Linked DNA regions of Homo sapiens: regions 1 and 3 are each linked to region 2. Evidence: chromatin loops called from intact Hi-C (ENCODE). Cell type or tissue: right lobe of liver. All regions are shown on one strand. Each heading gives the region's core, and the rest is flanking DNA. Links, peaks and the distances in the headings are about the cores only.

Evidence for each region. Hi-C counts contacts between places; a loop is a spot of excess contacts. Peaks named below come from ENCODE experiments on the same cell type or tissue, not always from the same donor. Only the 100,000 strongest peaks of a DNase experiment are listed, where the experiment ranks them.
Region 1: it touches region 2 in a loop (3-fold over the local background); 99 of 110 quality-filtered maps call a loop at or near these places.
Region 3: a loop joins it to region 2, with 2.8 times the contacts of the local background. A loop is called at or near these places in 104 of 110 quality-filtered maps.

Annotation. Positions count from the first base shown.
Region 1 is chr13:79,412,419-79,417,985 of GRCh38, reverse strand. RBM26-AS1 (RBM26 antisense RNA 1) reads right to left here. Exons shown (of 7, transcript NR_038991.1): 2 at 5,079-5,304; 3 at 2,622-2,724; 4 at 70-151. Among named protein-coding and RNA genes, the nearest start is that of RBM26-AS1, 8.9 kb to the right of the region's middle. In right lobe of liver, for the core only: no CTCF peak of the experiment used is centred there; no DNase peak of the experiment used is centred there.
Region 2 is chr13:79,532,464-79,538,030 of GRCh38, reverse strand. It overlaps NDFIP2 (Nedd4 family interacting protein 2), which reads right to left. Exons shown (of 8, transcript NM_019080.3): 3 at 4,575-4,708. Among named protein-coding and RNA genes, the nearest start is that of LINC01068, 31 kb to the left of the region's middle. In right lobe of liver, for the core only: no CTCF peak of the experiment used is centred there; no DNase peak of the experiment used is centred there; H3K27ac peaks cover 279 bases.
Region 3 is chr13:79,432,403-79,437,969 of GRCh38, reverse strand. No RefSeq gene overlaps it. Among named protein-coding and RNA genes, the nearest start is that of RBM26-AS1, 29 kb to the right of the region's middle. In right lobe of liver, for the core only: no CTCF peak of the experiment used is centred there; no DNase peak of the experiment used is centred there.

The DNA.
Region 1 (5,567 bases), core at 182-5,181, 120 kb after region 2:
CTAGGCAGGTGTCAATTAATGAAAGATGTAAGAAAGCATGTGGTTAAGGATGTGGTGTTGATTACTGACCTGAGTTCAACCTCTGCCATTGACTCATTCTATAAACTTGGGCAACTTGAAGCTTAATTTCCTCAGCTGTAAACTGGGAATGCTAAATTGTGAGAATAAATAAATGTAAAGCATTTAGAACAGTGCTTAATACCATAAAACACAGTTAATTTCAATTAAGTATTACAATTAATAAATTTGTACTTTAGCCTGGGATATGGGGAGCCAATAAGGGTTTACATGATTAGAGGGGGCTTTAATGGATTTCTTTGGCTGCAGTGTATCATCTGGGTTGAATGACAATGAGTAGATTCTAGGTATGCCTAGGAGGAAGACTCAATAGATATTCATTGGGATATTAATTGGATAGTGGTAAAAGGAGAAGGATGATACTTAGATTTTTGACTTGAGCAATTGGATGATGGTGGCTTTCTATGAGTTACATATCACAGGAAAGGGGCAAAATTGGTTAGTGAAGATAATGAGTTTAGTTTTAGAGACTGATTTGAGATGCCTAGAAGACATCCAAGTAATGACCTTTGGGAAACATCAGCATGGATATAGGAGTTGAAATAGTAAAAATAGATAAGATGGGTTGGGGATCATGTTTAGATTGAAAAAAGACCAACAGGAATTCCAAGGCACATCCATATGAAGTGTGGTTGAAGTTCAAGAAGGATACATTACAGTATTCAGAAAAATCAGGGGGAAAAACCCAAGAAGATTGTGATGCAATAAAAATAGCAGGGAAAAAAGTGTTTCAAGAAAAAAACATGTGAACAATGTTGTCAAATGTTATATTTGATCAAATAACACAAGACTAAATGTGGATACTACATTTGGTCAGTGTCAGCGAAAAGCAAGTCACTGATAACCTTGGCAAGAAGTGTTTTGGTAAAATGATAGAGACAGAAGCTAGTTCATACTGAACTGGAGTGATGGAAGAGAGGAACCTGGGACAATGAGTACAAACAACTCTTGCTTGCCTATAAAGAGAAAAGGAAAGAATGGTGGCTGAAAGCAGATCTTCAAATGATAGAGCTGAATAGTTGTTTTTTTAACAACTTTGAAAAGATCAACACCATTAACACTCTAGTTCAAACTTCCAACATCTCACATGGACCATTACAATATTCTCCTAATTGTTTCCTTCTTCTACCACTCCCCATTGTATCTTTCTTGGCTACCCCCACCTCAGCCCCATACATTCTCCACACAAATCTAATTATAGCCTTTCCTTACTCATGTAAGCCAGTTGTAGAAGGCTCTTCCTTCTTGAACTAGAATGGGTATACCTCTTAATATTCTCTAGTGAGAGAGATCAGAGAAGCTATGGGGCCTCACACTACTGATGAGTGTTCATCTCTATCCTGTAATTCATCTGCTGGTAAGTGTTTATTCTTACTTAATAATTCACAAAAGGAAGGGTGGTAGCCCCCACTTTGCTCTCAGTATTGGCTGGTCTCCCTGCAGGTACTCTTCCTTCCCTGGGCCCTACCACACCTGAGCTTCCCAAACTGAACAAACGCCAATGATGTTTTCAGCAGTAGTTTCATAGAAGCATTCTAAAACATACCAAAGCAGTACAGAGTAAGAGGACTAAGAGTTACTCTATTAATACACTGAGCTCTTTATTTCTTTCCTTTATTTCACATAAGGAGAGAAAAAAGTTCTTACATTTTAGGAAAGCACTGTCCAATAAAAATATGTGAGCTGCATATGTAATTTTAAGTTTTCTAGGGGCCACATTTTTAAATAAAAAATAATAATAATAAGGTGAGGGCCAGGCACAGTGGCTCATGCCTGTAATCCTAGCACTTTGAGAGGCCAAGGCGGGCAGATCACTTAAGGACAAGAGTTCAAAACTAGCCTGGCCAACATGGTGAAACCCTGTCTCTACTAAAAATACAAAAAAATTAGATAGGTGTGGTGGCAGGCACCTGTAATCCCAGCTACTCAGGAGGGTGAGACAGGAGAAATCACTTGAACCTGGGAGGCAGATGTTGCAGTGAGCAGAGATCACGCCACTGCACTCCAGCCTGGGCAACAGAGCGAGACTCCGTCTCAAAAAAAAGAAAAGTGAAATTAATTTTATTAATATACTTTATTTAGTATATTAATAGGCCAATATATCCAAATATTCTTTCAATGTGCAATTAATGTAAAAATTAAGATATTTTACTTTCTGGTTGTTGAGGAACAAGTGAAAAACATTGTTCACGTTTTTTCTAAGGCTTTGAAATCTGATGCACATTTTATACTTACTGCACACCACAATTCTAAATAGCCACAAGAACTTAACAGCTACACATTGCTAGTGGCTATGGTATGTGGCAGTGTAGTTTGTTCTACCCCTATGTTTACTATTCATTTGCTATGAAAACAGTTTGTGATGGATGCTGCTTCCACAGCCAGGAATTGGTCCAGCCCGATGCTGTTAAGGGAGTCAACTCTTTCTTCTGGGAAGGAAGGTCAAATCCTGTGTGAGCTTTGGCAGTTACATGAAATGCAGGCTTTGAGCTCATTCCTAAATTCTGGTTTACCTTGTATGGTAGATTATATTATAAACTCACTTATGTTTGCTGCTCCTCCTTGCTCCAGCCTATTTTGAATCAGGCTTGGTCACATGACTTGCTCTGGTCAATGAAATGTGGAAAGAAGTGATGTTGTCCACTTCTGTGAGCAGAAATTGTAGGAGACAATACACGGTTTGTCATAATCTCTTTTGTGTCCACCATTATGACTGACAACATCCCAAACACACAGAGGCTACTCCATCAGCCTGGGACCTGAAGGGAGGAACACGTGGAGTAGAGGTGCAGCTAACCTGTAATGGACATGCAGGGTTTGAGAGAAATGAACCCTTGTTGTTCATTACTGCAGCCAAACCTAGCCTCTTCCTAACTTATGCACTATTGTTTGTGGGTGATGTAGATTGTTTTTTCTCTTTGTTGTCTGGAGGAATGGGATAGTGCAGCTTTAAAACTTTAGAGTGTGTCTCCTAAGGGCATTCATTATGCCTGATGTTTGTTATTGCAATGTTATTGGTTGTTTTCCTGGCTTAGGTTCTGGCCCCCAATAAAAATGGCTTCAAATTTCAAAAGCCCTAATTAAGGTTCTACATCATTACCTTTTTAACAGTTTTGTCCTAAGGCTACTAAGGAACTAAGAACAATATGTAAAGGTGAATTTTCTTCAAAAGATTATCTGTGTCTTCCCACACTTCAATTAATAAGCAAATAAGATTTCTTTTCTGATTTTTTTCCCCCTGATTTTTGGCTTGAAAGACAGAGATACCTCTACAATAAATATTTGTTGAAAAAAAAAGGAATGAAATGAAATGATATGATAGCAGCTTTCTAGGTGGGATCATATGCATATAAGCATGTATATACCTACTTATGAAATCCATGGTGGAAGTTTATGAATCTGCTTTCTCTTGAATAGGTTTTCTTTAAGTATTTATTCTTATAATAACTAACAAATGCCATTTGTAGTGACAGGTGAGTGAACCCAAGGATTCTTGACTCTGAGCTGACAGACTGTCACCTAGGTTACGGGTTTTATTCTCCAATTCATTCATTCAACAAGAGAACCTGCCATGTGCTATCAACTTCTCTAAGCGCAAGAGATACATTTGCAGAAAAGAGGCAAAATCTCTGCTTTCCTGGAACTTCCATTGTAGCCAGTCTGTTAGGCCTTCCCAGAGATCTTTTTGTTTTCTGGGTCTCTCCGCCTTAACAGATTTTTTTTAAAGGTTTTTTATTATGGAAAATTTCAATATGTAAGAGCTGAAAGAATTATAACCATCCCCATCATCCAGTTTCAACCACAATCAACTCATAGCCAATCTTATTTCATTGATACTCTACTCTCTCTCCTTATTCCATTTCAAATCATTTTGATAGCACAAGTATCACATCATATCACTAATATGATTTTTAATAATATTACATACATGTTTTTCCTCTGAGGACACTTACCTGTCCTCATTTGACAGTTTGTATGGGAGACTTTGTGAGTGTCTGCATGTGTGTGCGTATGAACATGCAATATATGTATATATACCTTTTTAATGTTATTACCCACCATAACCACATCCATAAACAGTTCCACAGCACCTATGGAGATGGAGTCATAATTAATCATGGGTATAAACAGTGCCCACTGAAGAGTTGGTGATTGCCTCTCAAAGCTTTTTAGCTAGGTGTGGTGACTCATGCCTGTAATCCCAGCACTTTGAGAGGCCAAAGCAGGCAGATCACTTGAGCTCAAGAGATCAGCCTGGGCAACATGGTGAAACCCCGTCTACCAAAAATACAAAAAGAAAATTAGCCAGGCGTGGGTGGCATGTGCCTGTGGTCCCAGTTACTCAGGAGGCTGAGGTGAGAGGATCACTTGAGCCCAGGAGGCAGAGGTTGTAGTGAGCTGAGATTATGCCACCGCACTCTAGCCTGTGTGACACAGAGAGACTCCATCACACACACATAAAAAACAAAAAACAAAAAAAGCTTTTTGTTTTTTTGAGACAGGGTCTCAGTCTGTTTCCCAGGCTGGAGTGCAGTGGCGTGATCTTGGCTTGCTGCAACCTTCGCCTCCTGTGTTCAAGTGATTCTCCTGCCTCGGCCTTCCAAGTAGCTGGGATTACAGGTGTGTGCCACTGGGCTTGGCTAATTTTTGTATTATAATAGAGACATGGTTTTGCCATGTTGGCCAGGCTGGTCTCAAACTCCTGACCTCAGGTAATCCACCCGTCAGCCTCCCAAAGTGCTGGGATTACAGGCGTGAGCCACTGCGCTCGGCCTTAAAAAAGCTTTTTATGCCAGAAGTGCTCTGGTTCAATTTAGGGGGATATGATAGTATGGTTTTTTTTTTTTTTTTTTTTGAGATGGAGTCTCGCTCTATTGCCCTGTTGCTCAGGCTGGAGTACAGTGGCGCAATCTCGGTTCACTGCAACCTCTGCGTCCTGGGTTCAAGTGATTCTCCTGCCTCAGCCTCCCTTCCAAGTAGCTGGGATTACAGGAACTCACCATCATGTCCAGCTAATTTTTGTATGTTCAGTAGAGATGGGTTTCACCATGTAAGCCAGGCTGGTCTCGAACTCCTGACCTCAAGTGATCTGCCTTCTTCAGCCTCCCAAAGTGCTGGGATTACAGGTGTGAGCCACTGTGCCTTGCCTGGGATACGATACCATGTATGTCTTCTGATCCCAGTTTACAACATCAGTAATTGCTCAAGCGTTTCCTCTTGAATTACCTAAGGATATCACAAAAGTGTTACTTTTCTTTGCAAGTCATCAGTGTCTTAACACAGATAAGAAAACTATATTCCCTTTATTAACATGACCTTGATCTTCTAGGAAAATAAAAACCCTTGAATTATTATATTAGAGTACGATATGCTTCCTGTTTTTATTTTAAAATTCCCAAATTTAATCAGGTTCTTTCTTAAAAGAAGTATGCGTTGGTGTGTTCATATTTTAAATTTATCCTGTCACACCAAAAACCTTTCAATGGCTT
Region 2 (5,567 bases), core at 294-5,293:
CCAGCCATGTAAAATGGGCCTGCTTCCCCCTCACCTTCCGCCACAATCGTAAGTTTCCTGGGGCCTCCCCAGAAGCTGCTATGCTTCCTATACAGTCTGCAGAACTGTAAGTCAATTAAACCTCTTTTCTTTATAAATTCCCCAGTCTTGGGTATTTCTTTATAGCAGTGTGAAAATGGACTAATACGGTACACATCATCTCAGTTGAGTGTGAATAACTCAATTTTGTGAGGCCAAGTCTGAGAAGCTAGGGCTCTGCTCAATATCACATAATTAGGAGGGTCAAAGTGGAACTTGAATCCAGGACACTGATGTTGTTTCCACACAATCATGGTAGTCTCACTAAGCATACTGCTATCCTGAAATAAAAAAACTTTCAAAACCATTTTATATTGCTTATTATTCGGGCACAAAGATCCCTTAAATTGTGCAATCATATATCATAGGTAAACTCAATATACTAAATTTAATGACTGGCCATGACTAAGTGCATATTTATAAAATTTTAAATAATTTCAAATTAATTCAAGAAATAAACATTAAAGCACAGTAAGAACAAAAAATTGTCAGTGTGATGGCAAAAATATATTTCATACTGTGTATTTTAAAACATCAGTCCAGGCCAGGTACAGTGGCTCATGCCTGTAATCCCAGCACTTTGGGAGGCCGAGGTGGGTGGATCACTTGAAGTCAGGAGTTCAAGACTAGCCTGACCAACATGGCGAAACCCATCTCTACTAAAAATACAAAAACAAATTAACCAGATGTGGTGGCGTGCTCCTGTAGTCCCAGCTACTCAAGAGGCTAAGGCAGGAGAATCATTTGAACTGGGGAGGCGGAGGTTGCACTGAACTGAGATTGCACTACTGCATTCCAGCCTAGGAGACAGAGTGAGACTGCGCCTCAAAAACAAAACAACCACCACCAAAAAATCAATACAGAAATTTTATCAAAAGTCATCATTTAGGAAAAAAAAAAAAATTAAGACAAGATCTCACTCTCACCCAGGCTGGAGTGCAGTGGCACAATCATGGCTCACTGCAGTCTTCATCCGGGATCACTACAGCCTCAATCTCCTGGGCTCAAGTGATCTTCCCACTTCAGCCTTCCAAGTTGCTGGAACTACAGGTGCATGCCACCACACCTAGCTGATTTTTTTTTTTCTTTTTAGTGGAAATAAGGTCTCGCTGTGTTGCCCAGGCTGGTCTCAAACTCCTGAGCTCAAGCAACCTGCTTGCCTCAGCCTCCCAAAGTGCTGAGATTACAGGAGTGAGTCACTGCAATATGCCCAAAGATGTCTTTTATAATATTAATAGAAAAAATCGAAACACAAACATTTGAAAATAATTGTTCACTCTAGAGGAATGGCCACTAAGTTTCAATAGCATATTGATTACAGGGAATTTAACTATTAAGTAACAGGGAAATATTTATATAAGATGTTTAAAAAATAAAATGGTATCTAGGCAATAATTTCAACTACATTAAACATTAATTTGTGAATCCTGAAATTGGTAAAGACATCAAAATATTTTAAAATAGAGAGCTGTAACAGAACACCTGTGGTGTTTTCCTCTTTCTATTTTCCCACATTGGCTAACACAAAGAAAGCATTCATTAACTTAATCAACTGTCATTGACTAAACAACAAAAATGTGCCTGATAAATAACTAGGTACTGGGAATGTAAATGCAAGATCTCTGTCCTGGTGTTGCTCATGATTTATCTAGTCAAAAGACAAGTTACTGCAACAATTTAAAACAAGTTACAAAAAAAGAGCCCTACCCATTATAAGATGAAATGAGTCTACCTGAAGAACAAGCCATGTTCTAAACATCTTATAAAATTAATAGTTTGGAATTAGCATTTTTCATAGAAATATTAACAATGAGTTGTCATTTTCAGAAATCTACTTAACCATTCCATAACATACGTGCAATTCTACACATCAGAAATAGGAAATAGTAAAAACAGTAGTTTTAAAGTCTCTTGACTATCTATATTCTCCCAGTGAGAGTTGATTTAGGAAACAAGCTTTCAACTCACCCAGCTGAGACTCATTTACAACTGAATGTACTCAAATGCTAATTTGATGAGACTTTTTTTCAATTTTTAAATTTTGTTTGTAATTGACAAAAACTGTATATATTTATGATGTATTACATGATGTTTTAAAATGTGTATACATTGTGGAGTGGCTAAATTGAGCTAATTACCATGTACAGTACCTCAAATATTTTTTTTGTGCAAGAACGCTTAAAATCTACTCTCCTAGCAATTTTCAAGCATTGACCAATTTTTCATCTCAATCAGGTAATGGAGACTCATATGCAAACATTCATACTCTGCACAAAGAGGGTGCTGAAGCACCGGGTTAGGAAGCACTGGTAAATTTATAAGATTTTTTACAAGACCTAAGTTAGTCTCTTGTACACAATTCTATTAATACTTTGCTGTCTATGAAATTTTCCACAATGCTCACAAGCTGGGGTTACAATGATATCAGAAGCAGGTAAAAACAGGGAGCTTTTCTTTATGGACATGTTCCAATTCTGGCTGAGGATTACATTTACTTTCTAAAACAGGGTGCTGGAAATGATGACAATGAGGGAATGGAACAGTAATACTTCAGACTTTTCTCTTCAAAAGGGGTAAAATCAACTTTTCTCAAAGCACACTTACCAAGACTTAATGCTTCCTACCTTGTCTTTAGAATTCTATCCTATTGTATGGAAGTTAGGGCAGTAAATGATCTACGGTCCATAATACTTCTTAAGGTCTCTGGGCAAACACCCCCTGAGAAAAGGAGTTATTGGGACTTTCATAGCTAGAGAGGAATCAATCTACTTCACTGAGAGATGTGCATGTTCATTTACAAATATATGTGTTCTAAGTAACCGAGAACTTATTTAGACAAAAATACCCTATTTAGATCTATCCTCCTCCTCTGTGATGTTCCCCTCAAAGCAACAAAAATTCTTATTGACTCAGCTATATTATGCCACTGTGTTAAGAGACTTACTTTCCTCCTCTGTGAAGGAAAAGGCATAAAAAATAAATTCGGAGTTTACTGTCTTTATCTACCTTCATAACTGTGTCCAAAGCTATTTATGTTGACGTTTAACCCTGTGTGTGCTGGAAGAGGGTAGTAGGAGCAGGCATAAATAGGGTTATTGCTGATCAAAGAAACACATTCAGGGCACATGCTCTTCTCTCAGAGGATCTGCTTGCTGGGCTCTGACCTCATAGCAGCTAGAGGAGAATGCCATACATGGAAGCACATCTCTCTCCCTTGACTCCTCACCTAATTCTAGCTTTCCTGGGTGAATTGATTTTTTTGTCTTTTTCCCGAACAAAATGGGGTGAATCCAGGGATCTGAAACGGCATCTCTCAAGTCTGAAGCAAGAAAAAAAAGGCAAAAAATTCTAGCCCTCCTTGCAGCCACACTAAAATGTAAATAATTTCTGCCTCTTACCTGGCTGCAGAATAGTAGATGTGTATGTATCTCACTGACTCTCCATTACTGAGACAGCCACTCCATTTACCAGAGCAAAGAGTAATACACATGTATCTCATTAACTCCATTACTAAAACATGTAGATGAGGAAGACAGAATGCTTGATCATCATTCCAAAATTCTAGAGTAGAATGTTATCAAAAAAAAAAAAAAAAAAAAAAACAGCTGACAAAAATAATTTGAAGGCCTTGTAACATTTCTCTGTGTTTTTTGGCTACCTTGAGTTCTTTCACAGTCACTAAACTGGCTATGCTAATATAGAAACATAAATAGAAAAAAAGATGATTCACAATTAAAATGATAGGCCATGGAATTCAAACTATGTAAGAAGATAAATAAGTACATGGACAGCAAAGAGGTCAGTGGACTTGAGGTCCAGGCAAAGAGAAGAACTTTCCAAGTGGTGGTAACCAGAGTGAGTGAGTTAGGATGCGAAGTGAAGGCTAACACATGAGGGGCCTGAAATCAAAATTTAGGAAGGGATAAGCGGGGAAGAGCAATAGAAAAGAGGAAGTCAAGGGATAAAGAAGGTGAATTTAACTAGGAGAATGCCAATTTCAACAAAAAGTGACCACACACATAAGCAACAGTAGAACAAATACAGTAACCCTTCAACAATACACGGGTTAGGGACACCGACCCACCTGCATGCGGTAGAAAATTTGAGTATAACTCTGACTTCCCCAAAACTTAACGACTCACAGCCTATTGTTAACTAGAAGCCTTACTGATAACATAAACAGTCGATAATACATAAACTACTATTTACATGTATTTTATACATTCATTACAGGCCTTTTCTTAATTTTTTTGATATTTCTAGGCTATGCAATTTGTCCCAAGTTTTTTCAAATTGCTGCAGATCTCCAAAATATTTTTCCAATATATTTATTTAAAACAATCTGCATACAAGTAGACCTGTGCAGTTTAAACCCATAATGCTCAAAAAAAATCTACATACACACTTACACACAAAGAACTGTTTTTAGTATTACTAAATGTATATATCAATTAACGAAAATAATTTTATCAAAAGAAATGATGAAATTTTCTTACTCTTTGAGATGTTTCTGCTGCTGCAGCTGCCATTGCAGCAGCTTTAGCCTTCTCAGCTTCATCGTATGTAGGAAGAGAGGTAGCAACGCTATAGGGAGGTGGCACGGGATAAAACTCACCGTAAACTTCTGTATCTGAAGAAAGAATTCAAAAAGAATAACCAATAAAATCTATTTAATTTTGTAGCCATAGCCATGACTTAATAATTTACAACTGGCCACCAATACAGGACTACTATTGCTATTATAGGCCTATGTTATAAGCTATAAAATATATAAATTACTATTACAATCATATATCTTACTTTAGTCCAAATTTATTATAAAGAGAAAGAATGGATAAATACCGTTTAAAGGCTAATACACTAAACAAGAACCTCTAGAATGAAATTCTGAAAAAGAGTGCCAGACAAGAGAAGTAAGAATCTCATAATATATGAGTATTCTCTATGTGCTTATTAGTATGCACAAAGAACTTAGTTTACTTGCCCACTATCTCACAGCCAAAAAAGCAAAAAGAAAAAGTAATAATAACAAACATTTACATAATACTAACCATTTCATATACCACTTCTGTATACATTGATCTTAGCATCTCTGAGGTTCAGGAAAGTTAAGTTACTTGCACAATATTAAACATTTAAGTGGCAGACACAGGAAGCTCCTGACCCCAAATACTTTGCTCCGATAACATACAAGGGGTAATTTTTTTACACATCTTGATTTCAGCAACGGCTCTAATCTCTTAAGCAAATTCAGTATTTCCCTTTGCTAAAAGATTGAAGTTTTACTTTTCCACTCTTGTCCCTTTCTCTTCCCATTTTTCCTTTATCCAGCTAGTTCTTTAGATTTCCTTTTATAAGTATTTCTCACCCCAATTTTTGAAATATAATCTCCAGAAATACATTACAATAGAAAATACAGACTGCTTATTTTAAAAATAAAACCCATCACTTATTACAACATAAGTAATAAAGTAAAGTGCTATACAGGT
Region 3 (5,567 bases), core at 129-5,128, 100 kb after region 2:
TCAACTCATTTTTTTTTCCTATTTTTAACACCTTTAACAAAATATATCATATATTATAAAATTCACCTATTTCTTGTGTAAAATTTGATAATTGTAATAACTTTATCAAGTGGTGCAACCATCACCATAAGTCACCTTTAGAACATTTTCATCTCTGCAATTAGATCCTGCATGCCCATTTATGGTCTTTAGCTCATTATTAGGTATATTGAATGAAATTGCATTCCACCTAGGATGCAATTGATTGTAAATATTTTTATGTTACAAAAGTGAGTCTATAATAAAAATTCTGCAACAGTGCTGACACTTACCATAGCATCACATTTTAGAAACAAAATTAATTAAAAAATACTCGTTCTAGGTTAATGGTTACAAACATGCAGTTAGAAGAAACAGGTTCTAGTGTTTGATAGTACAGTAGTTTGACTATAGTTAACAATATATTATATATTTCAAAATATCTAGAAGAGAAGATTTGAAATGTTCCCAATACAAAGAAATGATAAATGTTCAAGGTGATGGATATCCTAAATACCTTGACTTGATCATTATACATTCTATATATGTATCAAAATATTACACATATACACTATAAATATGTACAAATATGTATAAATACAAAAATTTAAAAATATTCATTCTAATTGATTCTGGCAGGAGTCATCAATGGATACAAAAACTAGTGTGATAATGTTTGAGGAGTAACCGGATAGTTATGTAATCTCAAAATATCTTTCCATAAAGCATTTATTAATTATAATGGGTAAAACAATGTTAAAGTGGAGAAACATGACAAGCATCAACTTAGCCAAATGGTCAAGGTTAACATCACCAATAATAGGACAAATTAACAGCAAATGCCTTCTAAGATGGTGCACCAAGAAGAACATAGCATCATTTGTCTGGTAATCCTGCCAAAAGTATATAACTTGAATCTAATCAGGAGGAAACATCAGACAAACTCCAATGTGAAGGACAGCATGCAAAATAATTGTCCCATACTCTTAAAAACATCAGCTTCAGTGGGCACTGTGACTCATGCCTGTAATCCCAGCAATTTGGGAGGCCAAGATGGGAGGACCACTTGAGCTCAGGAGTTTGAGACCAGCTTGAGCAACATAGCAAGACATTGTCTCTACAAAAAATTTTTTAAAAAATTAGCCAGGCATGGTGGCACCTGCCTGTGGTTCCAGCTACTCGGCAACACAGTGAGATTCTGTCAAAAAAAAAAAAAAAAAAGAGGCTGGGCGTGGTGGGATCACGAGGTCAAGAGATGGAGACCATCCTGGCCAACATGGTGAAACCCTGTCTCTACTAAAAATACAAAAATTAGCTGGGTGTGGTGGCGCACACCTTAGTCCCAGCTACTCGGGAGGCCAAGGCAGGAGAATCGCTTGAACCCTAGAGGCAGAGGTTGCAATGAGCTGAGATCATACCACTGCACTCCAGCCTGGCAACAGAGCGAGGCTCCATCTAAAAAAAAAAAAAAGTCAGCTTCATGAAATACCCGAAAGACTTTCTATAAAGAAAGCCTCAGGAATTCCATAATATAGGCAAGTAAAGAGATAAGGGCTGTATATTAAGTAATAGTATTATATCAGAGTTAATTTCCTAATTTTTATAATTATGCTGTGATGTAAGAAAATGTCCTTGGTTTTAGGAACTACACACTAAAGTGTATAGCAGGAAAAGACATTATATCTACAACTTATCCTTTTAAAAATAAATTTTATGGTGTATATTTGAGAGTTACAACATGTTATGGTATACATACAGACAGTAAAATAGTTACTATAGTGAAGCTGATTAACATATCTATTATCTCGCATAGTTTCTATTTTCGTGGTAAGAGCAGCTAAGATCTACTTCATTAAAAATTTCTAATGCAATATAATTTTATTGACTTTAGTCCTCATGTTGTACATTAGATCTCTAAACTTGTTCATCCTACATACTTTCTATTTGGTATCCTCTGACCTACATCTCCCCATTTCTTCCCCACTCTGCCTCCCCTGCCATGGTAACCACTGTTTTATTCTCTAGCTGTGTGTATTTGAAGTCTTTTTTTTTTTTTAATTCCACATGTAAGTGAGGTCATGCAATATTTTTCTTTCTCTGTCTGGCTTATTAACATAATGTTCTTCAGGTTGTTCCAGGTTGTGGAAAATGGCAGGCTTTCCTTTTATATGAGGCCAAACAATATTCCAGTGTGTATATATATATACACACATACACACCCATTTTCTTTAGCCATTCATCTCTCAACGGACACTTAGATTGTTTTCATATCTTGACCATTGTGACTAATGCTGCAGTAAACATTGGAATGCAGATATCTTTATGAGGTGGTGATTTTGTCTTCTTTGGGTATATACAGAGAAGAGAATTTGCTGGGTCATATGGTAGTTCTATTTTTAATTTCTTTAGAAACCTCGCACTGGTTTTTATAATGGCTATGCCAATCTTCATTCCACCAACTGTGTGCCAGGGTTCCTTTTCTTCCACACATTTGCCAATACTTACTATCTCTTGTCTTTTTGATAACAGCCATCTTTATAGGTGTGAGATGATAACACACAGTGGTTTTAATGTGCATTTCCCTTATTGTTAGTGAGGTTGAGCATCTTTTTATATATACCTCTTGGCCATTTTTATGTCTTCTTTGGAAAAATGTTTGTCTTCAACTTACTTTTAAATGGTTAAGAAAATGTATTTGCGTGGTGTGTGTGCGTGTGTGTGTGTGGAGAGAGAGGAGGAGGAGGAAAAGAGGAAATAAAAATTAACATTTGGGGAATCTGGGTAAAGATTATTCTGAAATTCTTTGTACAGTTCTTGAAACTTCTATAAGTATTAAATTATGTTAAATGAGAAAAAAAGCACTTAGTCTTAAGTGTACCCACTGTCATACTGAACACTGAGAGTTCTTATACCTCAATTTATACTCTACTATCAGTTATCTTTAGCTACTGGGGTAAATTTTCTCAATAGACTTTTTTTGATGTGCCCCATTTGCTTCTTTATTTGAGTCTTTGTGCTCTCTTGTTTTGTTTATTACTTCCCTAGGGCAGATGATGCTGAGTTTCAAACATATGGCCATTTTTATTTTCTGCCAATCACCTACAAAAAAAATGCTAAGAAAGACCAGTCATTGTGATAAACTAAAATAAGATATGGAAAATGTGGAAAAGAATGAGTCATGTATTTTGGGAGTCAGCAGCTTTGGTTGGCCACTGATTCAATTCACGACCTTGGAAAAAACCATGTCATTGCTTTATGCCCTATTCTCCTCATAATCTTTTCCCCAGAGCTTATATTACAGAGTGTTGACAGGATTAACTTATGATTGTGCATCTCTTTGAATCTCCATGATTTAGGTATTAAAGAAGTTGCCACAAATAAATATCCCTAAAAATAGTGTGCTTATGCAAATCCTCTTCTTGATATTTTGGTGGTTGTTTTAGAACTGTAAATGCTTTTCAGAAAACTCACAGTATTTCTGTGAGTTTTCTGAACTCACATTGGCTTGTGGTATACTTTTTCCCTGTGGATATTGTATTATTGAGTATTATTAAAGACAATAGAAAATCATACAAGAGATTTATTAAATCTCCATTATGTTTCCTGTTTTGCGTTTTCATTTCTAGACTGGAAGTGCCTAAATTATGATTTTTTTCTTCCAGGTTTTTACCTTCTGCGTCAAGCATACTATTTTTGCCTTCCTGGTGTCTATTCACTCTTTTTCTGGCATCAGCATGCTGAGTTTCTTTCAGGGAAATATGCCTCCCCCAACTTAGTTTATCTGATTTAATTGGGACTGACCCAGGGAGATGGGGTCCGTGAAGCAGATCCGACCAATCAAAGCAGCACATGTCCTATCCACAGGAACGAAATATGATACCAAGGACCATGAGTCCCACGCATAACTCTTACCAAAATTATTGAGAAACGGGTGATCTCTTTCCACTGGGATTGCTAAACTGGGAAAATGGAAGTCTGGTCTTTCTAGCAGCTATCTCACTAACCTGAGGAAAGAATATGTCTAAGCCTGTTTCCAACCGAGTTGAAAGCAGAGCTGAGAAATAAAAGGAAGAAGTTTCCTTTTATTTAACGATTATTTAAGCACCTAGATTGGGTATGCCTGTATAGAGATACCTGAGGTTTGCTAATGTGGGTCAATATATTTCCTTTCCTTTCTTCTGCCCTCCTTCCTCCTCCTCTGTCTCCTTCTCTTTCTCCTTTTTCTTCTCCCTCTTCTTCCTCTTTTTGCTTAAGTTTGTTGATAGAGCTCTGACTAAATCATTTGGTGCATGTGGTAGAGATAGCTAGTTGCTTATTCAATATCCATTTTCCCCTTTATTCTCAGCAACGTAACTTCAGTTTTATTCAAGATGTCAATGGCCCCCACTTTAAAAATGCACTTCACAGCCTCTTTCATAGATAGGCATGACCATGTAACTACATACAGGCCAAAAAGATATAGGCAGAAGTTATAGCATGGGATTTATTAGAAGGCTCTTATTAACAGAAGCTCAGATGAGTTCATTTGTTCCTTGTCCTTCTGCTTATTCCTGCCTGGAATGGACATATGATGGTTGTGTCAGGGGACCAGCTGGAAACCTCTGTGGCTGGCAGTGCCTTCTGCCTGAGTATTACTTGCTCCCACTGGGCTCATTCCACCCACTCGGCCTGGCAGGCTGCACTCAGCTCGCGCTACCGGCCCGGATCCCACACCTGCTAAATGTGAGCCAGGCACAGAGTAGCAAGGGGTGTGTGTGCGAACAAGTGCGGGGTCCAGCCGCTGTGCACACCCAGGCACACTGGCTGCTGCAGTGGGGCAGGCAGCTCCAGGCACTGGCATAGGTGCCGGCTGTGTGCAAGGCTGTGGCTAGATGAGATGTACTGCACGTGGCTTCTGCTGCAGGCACCTACATCTGGCCAAGGGGAACACAGTGCCACCTGGAAGCTTGGAGACGCCAGGAACCACAGAAACCCAAAGAGGGGGTGGGGTCATAGCCCTGGCTCGGGGAGCCCCTAGGTCTGGGATCCCCAAAGGGCCACAGCTCTTTTCTTCTTCTCTCTTCTTTCCTCATTGCCCGTAACATGGCGAGTGCAGGGGCATGTTTCAGCTCTGTTTGTGTTATAGCTCTTTTAATCCCGCCATTAGCGGGTCCAGAGTTTTTGTCCCACCTCCAGGAAGAATTAAGTATGCAGATTCTGGAGGGTGAGCAAGGCAAAGAGGTGCTTTATTGAGTGCCAGAAAAGCTCAGAGGAGACCTTCAGTGGGTAGCTCCTCTGCGCAAGCAGGTTGTCCGGTCATCTGCCAAGTCGGGTGGAGTCCGAGGTTTTTACGAGCTTCAGAGGGGAGAAAGTGCATGCTGATTGGTCCATAGGCAGCCATGGGTGGGCCCAGAAAATGTACCATATATTCTCACTCCAGTCCACAGAACTGTCAGCCAAGCCCCCAGGCTTCAGGCCATCCCTGGCTTGAAGGTGGGGCTTCACTGGGAACCCGCCCCGTTTCTCCCAGGAGCCTGTCTGCTTCCTGCTGCCATCAACCTGCCATCCCT